Linked DNA regions of Homo sapiens: region 2 is linked to region 1. The links are chromatin loops, found by intact Hi-C in ENCODE. Cell type or tissue: heart right ventricle. All regions are shown on one strand. Each heading gives the region's core, and the rest is flanking DNA. Links, peaks and the distances in the headings are about the cores only. Region 1 has its middle 4.1 kb from the start of TGM2. Region 2 holds the start of LOC124904899 (a long non-coding RNA gene).

Region 1 (2,913 bases), core at 414-2,913:
TATGTATATTTACTTATCTGTTCCCATAGAAATTGAACAGTCTTGTGGAATCATACCTCATGCAACGTCCTGGCTGGTACAGGGCCACTGCTTACTTCTATAGTGTTTGGAACCCCACCCTGACTCTGCCCTGACTTGCTGTGTGGCCTGGGGAAAGGCTGTTGCCCCCTCTGAGGCCCAGCGGTGGGTATTCCTACTCTGCTACCCACACATCCCCAGGTCTGTCCTTTGTTTTTCTCCCAGTGGTTGTCCTGGGATTGTAGAAGATATGATTGGAGGGTAAGTCAGACCCAGATCTTTCATCTCTGGTGCAGACAGCAAAGGCTGCGAGAGGCCCTAGCGCCTCACCCCGATTCCTGGTCCTACCAGGGGCAACTGGCACCACAAGTCCTATCAGAGCTCCCGGGCCAACCCCAAGAACCTGGCTTGGGCTTGAACAAGTTGTCTCTCTCTCCTCCTTAGAACCCCTGGTACGGTCATTAATTCATTCAACAAGCCTTTATTGAGCAGCTACTGAGAGCCAGGTGGGTGGAGGGAGACAGAGATACACAAACACTAGAACTTATACAAGTTACGCTGTGACTATGTCCTGTGGGTGTGGGGCCAATAGAGCAAGAAGGAAGTCTCTGGGTGGGTTTCCGGAGGATGGGTAAAGCCTGGGTTAAACTTCGATAGGTGAAGAGGGAAGGCCATCCTGGGTAGAGGACACAGCTGGAGCAAAGCCCTAGAGGTGGGTGTTTGCAGGGCTCATTTGAGGGCAAGTACCATGCCTGGTGAGGCTGGAAGGGATGAATGTGGAAGATGCGATTGAAGGGTAAGCTGGGTCAGCCCTGCAGGGCCTCCAGTGCCTCATGAGGTCTGGGATGTGATTCTCACTTTCACAGAAACAGAAACTGATGCTTCAGAGAAGTGAATAAAAGTGCCTACCCATGGCCCATCAAGCTCAAGGGGCTGGGACCCCGTGCCGGCTGCAGGGACGGTGGAAGGGGGATGCACTACACCTGGAGGGTGGTACATTGTGGAGTCAGAGCTGAGGACAAGACAACCAGGTCAGTTTCTCCATCTGCAAAGTGGACACGCTGGAAGAATCCTCCCTCCCTCCACAGATGCCCTGTTCTCTGTCCTCCACAGCCTGGGAGACCCAGATCCTGCCCCAGACAGGCCATTCTCTCAAAGGGCTTGAAAGGTCACACCTGCCTCCTGACATTTTCCTTAAGTCCGCAACCTAACACCCCTGCCCCACCCCATCCCACCTCAGGAGAGCCTGCCCCACCCTCCCTATGCTCCCTCACACCAGACACTGCTCATCCCGGTTAGTCAGTAGTTGGTAGAAAAGCCTCCAGATGCCCTGGCACACTCCTGCCCACCCCGCCCTCCCTCCCTCTCACATCAGCTGTCTACGTCTGTCTCTGGCCTGGAGGCACCTTGTCCTTGAGGAGTGGCTGAGCTGAGCCAGGGCCCGAGAGCCTGGTCATGCTGTGTGACCTTAGGCAGTTTCTCCAACCTTGCTGAACTTTAATCTTGTTTCTGTGTTTCCTTCCTTCCTTCTATTCTTTCTCCAGCTGTGGGTAACTCATTCCTCCCTCAGGTCATAAACATTTATTAAGCATCCAGTGTATACCACATGCCATGTGTTAGGAGCACAAGCTGCAGTCCTCGGAGGCCTCACTTGCTAAAAGCTGTAGAACTGGACATGGCCCAGGCCCCTGAGGACTGCCCTGCAGGGCACGGGGAGACAGGACTGACCTCTGAACCTTGGCGGAGCCAGCACAGGCCCTGCTTTCCCACTTCCTGACTGTGTGGCCTTGGGTGAGGCACTTCCCCTCTCTGAACCCAGGGTTCCTCATTTAACAAATGATAAGAATCATACTGTGAGGTTTAAATGGAATATCTGGCTGGTAGTGGGTTATTCCAAAGTTTCTAAATATTCACCTTTGTCTCCACCTTGAGGCTTGAGAATCCTTGTGGAAGGGACTGAATCTCTCTAACGCTGGGATTCTAGGCATCAGTGGCTGTGAGAACAAGATTTATTTGTGAGACAGAGAGTCTTTCTGAGCAACACCCACCAAATAAATATGCTACATTGACTGCAACCTGCTTCACCCACACACGGGGACTCTCCCTTTTCTGGAGAGGGTCCTGACTCTTGATGACATCATCATAAAGCTTAGGTGACATTTACTGAGTACTTACTATGTGACCTGTAAGCACTGTAGAAACATGATCTCTAATCCCCAGTGGCAGGGACTCTTACGATACCAATTTTATAGAGGAGGAAACTGAAGCTCAGAGAGGCCTAGTAACTTATCCAGAGTCACACAGCCAAGAGTGACCTCACAGCCCTCCTGCTCTAAGCATTGCACAACACTTCCCCTGAATAGATGACAAAGGGCCCTGATTGCAGTGTCTGGGGATCTTGAGGCCATGATCACCCTCTCTGGGACTCAGGGGAGTTTTGAAACCTTTACAGCCCCGGTGAGGTAAGACAGGGCACAGTTTCCCAGTCCCTTTGAACAAATGGGAAAACTGAAACCCAGAGAGGGGCAAGGGTGCCTGGTCACTGGGACTGGAATCCAGGTCTCTGGGCCAAGCCTGGGTTCTGGCCTCTGTCTGCCAACTTCCTAGAAGCCAGTCCTGACCCCGGCTGGCCACATCCTGGGGTTGCTCAACGCCATGCGTCACTCAGGTGGCCATAGTTCTGTGGAATGTGGGAGAGGAAGTGGGGGCAGCTGGCTGGGTGCGGGACAGGCCTGGAATTCTGTGCTAAGCCCTGTGCTGGGATCCAGGAATAATCTAATGGGATTCTTCTCACAGCCAGCATCCATTGAGGGCTGACTGTTTGGCTGCTGCTGTACAAACTCTCCATGAATTAGCTCACTCAGTCCTCATGACACTCTGGGGAGTGGGTACCAA
Region 2 (2,913 bases), core at 301-2,800, 60 kb after region 1:
GCAGACTCCTGCCCTAGATACTCAGCAGAGAGTAACTCTACTTGCAAAAGTGGCAAACTGGTGTTCCAACAAGATCCAAATTAGTTTCCAACATTTAAAATCGAGAGATTCTTACATACAAATCTAGGTTTTCAGCTTCCTTTTAGAAAAATCGGACAATCTGGCGATGCAATCCGGCATGCCAACACCTGGTTGACCTGAGCAGTGGCCGTCTGCAGAGGCAGGCACACCATCTGTCTCTCCTGTCCAAGTGGGCCAAATTCCCTCCTCCTCACTGCCTTCTCAGCCTTTGTAGGCATTGAAGGTTGCAGCCCCTCTTCTACTTAAGTTTGCAGAATACCCTCTATAACATACTTCTCAGGTAAGTGGCTTCTTTTGCTGCCTCCAGGGACCAGGAGTTCACTACCAGTCTGTTCCATTGTTGGCCGGGTAGATGATGGTGGGGGGAGCTTGACTGGAACCACAGCATCTCTGAAACCGTGTATAACAGGTCATGCTATAATGTAATCCCAGAGCCTAATAAACTTTATTGCCTCATAACCAGAACTCTCTGTGCTTGTTTTGGCTGAGGAGATAAGAAATCTACCACTAGGAATGACTTTACAGACTTGCAGGCCATTCAAATAAAGTCCAGACACCACTGCATTCCGGGTAAACTAGGGGCCAGGTCTGGATGGCCTTTTTGAGGTTTCAAAGGCAACTATGGCAAATATCAAGAGAGTTTGGAGGTCCTACCTACTTTGGGTTCTTAAGCAATGACAGCTCTCATATAAATTACTTTCCCATGACTCAGGCCAGGCTGAGCTGACTCCTGACCTTGCCAGGAGCTGTCATCACCATCCCTGTGTCATAATCCATGGGAGGAAGCGGGGAGGGTCTCATAGCAATGTCAGGCCACTGAGCACTTCATCAGGAGGCGGCCTGGGAAATTTGAGCAGACACTCTTTATAAAGTTCTTGGCAAGCTTCAAAGTTTGGAATGTTAAAATAGCAATGGCTTTGTTCCTACCACACTTATCAGCAGTCCAATCTCAAAGCCAACAGAAATATTAGTCTGGACCATTGGATCTGGGAGGGGCCTTACATGCTTCATCTCATCCCATTCTGCACCTTAACCAAGAAGCTCCTTACAGCACCCCAGCCGAGAAGGGTCAGCCAGCCTCGGTGGGGCCAACATGTCTTCCTGGTCATGGGGCAGAAGCCCTCCCCACTGGAACATCCGTCTCTTGCCCCAGTTTTAACCTCAAGGCAAGAACCATTTTTATGCTCCATCTTCATCCAGAGCCATTGAGTCCCACTGTCCTTGCTTTTTCTTCACTTACAGGTTAAACTGTTCCCCATCATCCATTCCTTCCTGGGAGAACTTGATTTTGAGGCCTGGCCACCCTCCTGCAATTGGCCAGGGTCCTTCTCCAGGATCTTCTTACAACAGCTGTGACCTTAAGCGGACACAGTTCATACTCCAGGACCTCCTGATTGGGTCCAGCTGTGCCCCATCTCAGGCTGTCACTCTCTGAGTTTACACAGATTGTTCTGTATCAGCAAACAACTTGTATTGATTTGGCAGATATATAGCTTGTTACTTGAGCAATAGCAATTCATGAAGTCCCCATAACCTTATGAGATAGAGCCTATTATTATCCTTCCCAGTGTACAGATGATGAAACCAAGACACAGGGAAGTGAAGTCACTTGGCCAAAGAGCAGGTTAGGTAATGAGATCCAGACTTAAACTCAGATCATGGGGGTCTGGAGCTGCTGCCTGTAAGCATCCCAGTGCTGTCTCTCATTGCAGCTGTTCATGTTAAACATGGGGAGAAGGCTTCCAGGGAGATGCGGAAATACTTAGGCCTTCTTGATACGTCAGCCCCATGCCAAGCAGTGATTTGTCCCAAGTCACCCAGTTCTGCAGTGATGGAGTTGGGACTTCAACTGGGTTCCAAATTCAGGGCTCTTTGCCCAAGACAAGAGCATGTGAGTGGACTAATCTGATTTAATTGAAGTAGAAACAAATCCTCCAGGGTAGCAATGTCACAGAGATCCTATCCAGGGAAGCAGAATGCATGTAACCTGGCTTTGAGCCCGGATGCAGATCTGACAGGCCACAATGACACAGTGGGCCCCTGGGCCAAGGAGAGGAGAACTGCCCAATCTAAGTATCTGAGAGTTTGAAATAGCACATGTTAGGAAATACACAGAAACCTCATTAATTCAGAACCCAATAACTCAGAAGCCATCATGATCTCTGCGGGCTGAAGTGCATATCACATTAATCTGGAGATCGGCAAACTCTTTCTTGTAAGGGGACAGATAGTAAAGATGTTGGGAAAGGCAGACACAGGCTGCCGGCCCTTGTGTGGTTGCATAAGAGCCTGCCTCTGGCCTGGAATATTTCCATACAGGAAAGTAAAGAACCCTCAAAGCCTGTGCTGGGTATATCACCTCTCTTGGAAATGTCTTTTCCTGTTCTGGCCTTGATGTATACTTTTTTTTTTTTTTTTGAGACAGAGTCTTGATCTGTCACCCAGGCTGGAGTGCAATGGCGCAATATCGGCTCACTGCAACCTCCGCCTCCCGGGTTCCAGCGATTCTCCTGCCTCAGCCTCCCAAGTTGCTGGGATTACAGGCACCTGCCACCACGCCCGGCTAATTTTTGTATTTTTAATTTTTTTAGTAGAGATGGGGTTTCACCATGTCAGCCAGGCTGATCTCGAACTCCTGACCTCAGGTGATCCACCCCCACCTTGGCCTCCCACAGTGCTGGGATTACAGGCATGAGCCACCACGCCTGGCTGATGTGTACTTCTTTAGTCTGCTTAGACACGGGTGTCATATGACACCTGGCCAGCCCACTGCTGTATGTGTTCCTGGCAGAGAGGGAACAGGAACAGAGTCCCTCACCTGCAGCACAAAAG

Evidence for each region. Hi-C counts contacts between places; a loop is a spot of excess contacts. Peaks named below come from ENCODE experiments on the same cell type or tissue, not always from the same donor. Only the 100,000 strongest peaks of a DNase experiment are listed, where the experiment ranks them.
Region 2: it touches region 1 in a loop (5-fold over the local background); 27 of 110 quality-filtered maps call a loop at or near these places.

Annotation. Positions count from the first base shown.
Region 1 is chr20:38,167,940-38,170,852 of GRCh38, reverse strand. It overlaps a transcript of TGM2 not described here. Among named protein-coding and RNA genes, the nearest start is that of TGM2, 4.1 kb to the right of the region's middle. In heart right ventricle, for the core only: no CTCF peak of the experiment used is centred there; DNase peaks (open chromatin) are centred at 1,761 and 2,672; H3K27ac peaks cover 2,500 bases.
Region 2 is chr20:38,107,977-38,110,889 of GRCh38, reverse strand. It overlaps LOC124904899 (a long non-coding RNA gene), which reads right to left and starts at 872. Exons shown (of 2, transcript XR_007067580.1): 1 at 355-872. RefSeq lists a silencer at 809-1,103. In heart right ventricle, for the core only: no CTCF peak of the experiment used is centred there; DNase peaks (open chromatin) are centred at 829, 1,469 and 1,959; H3K27ac peaks cover 2,500 bases.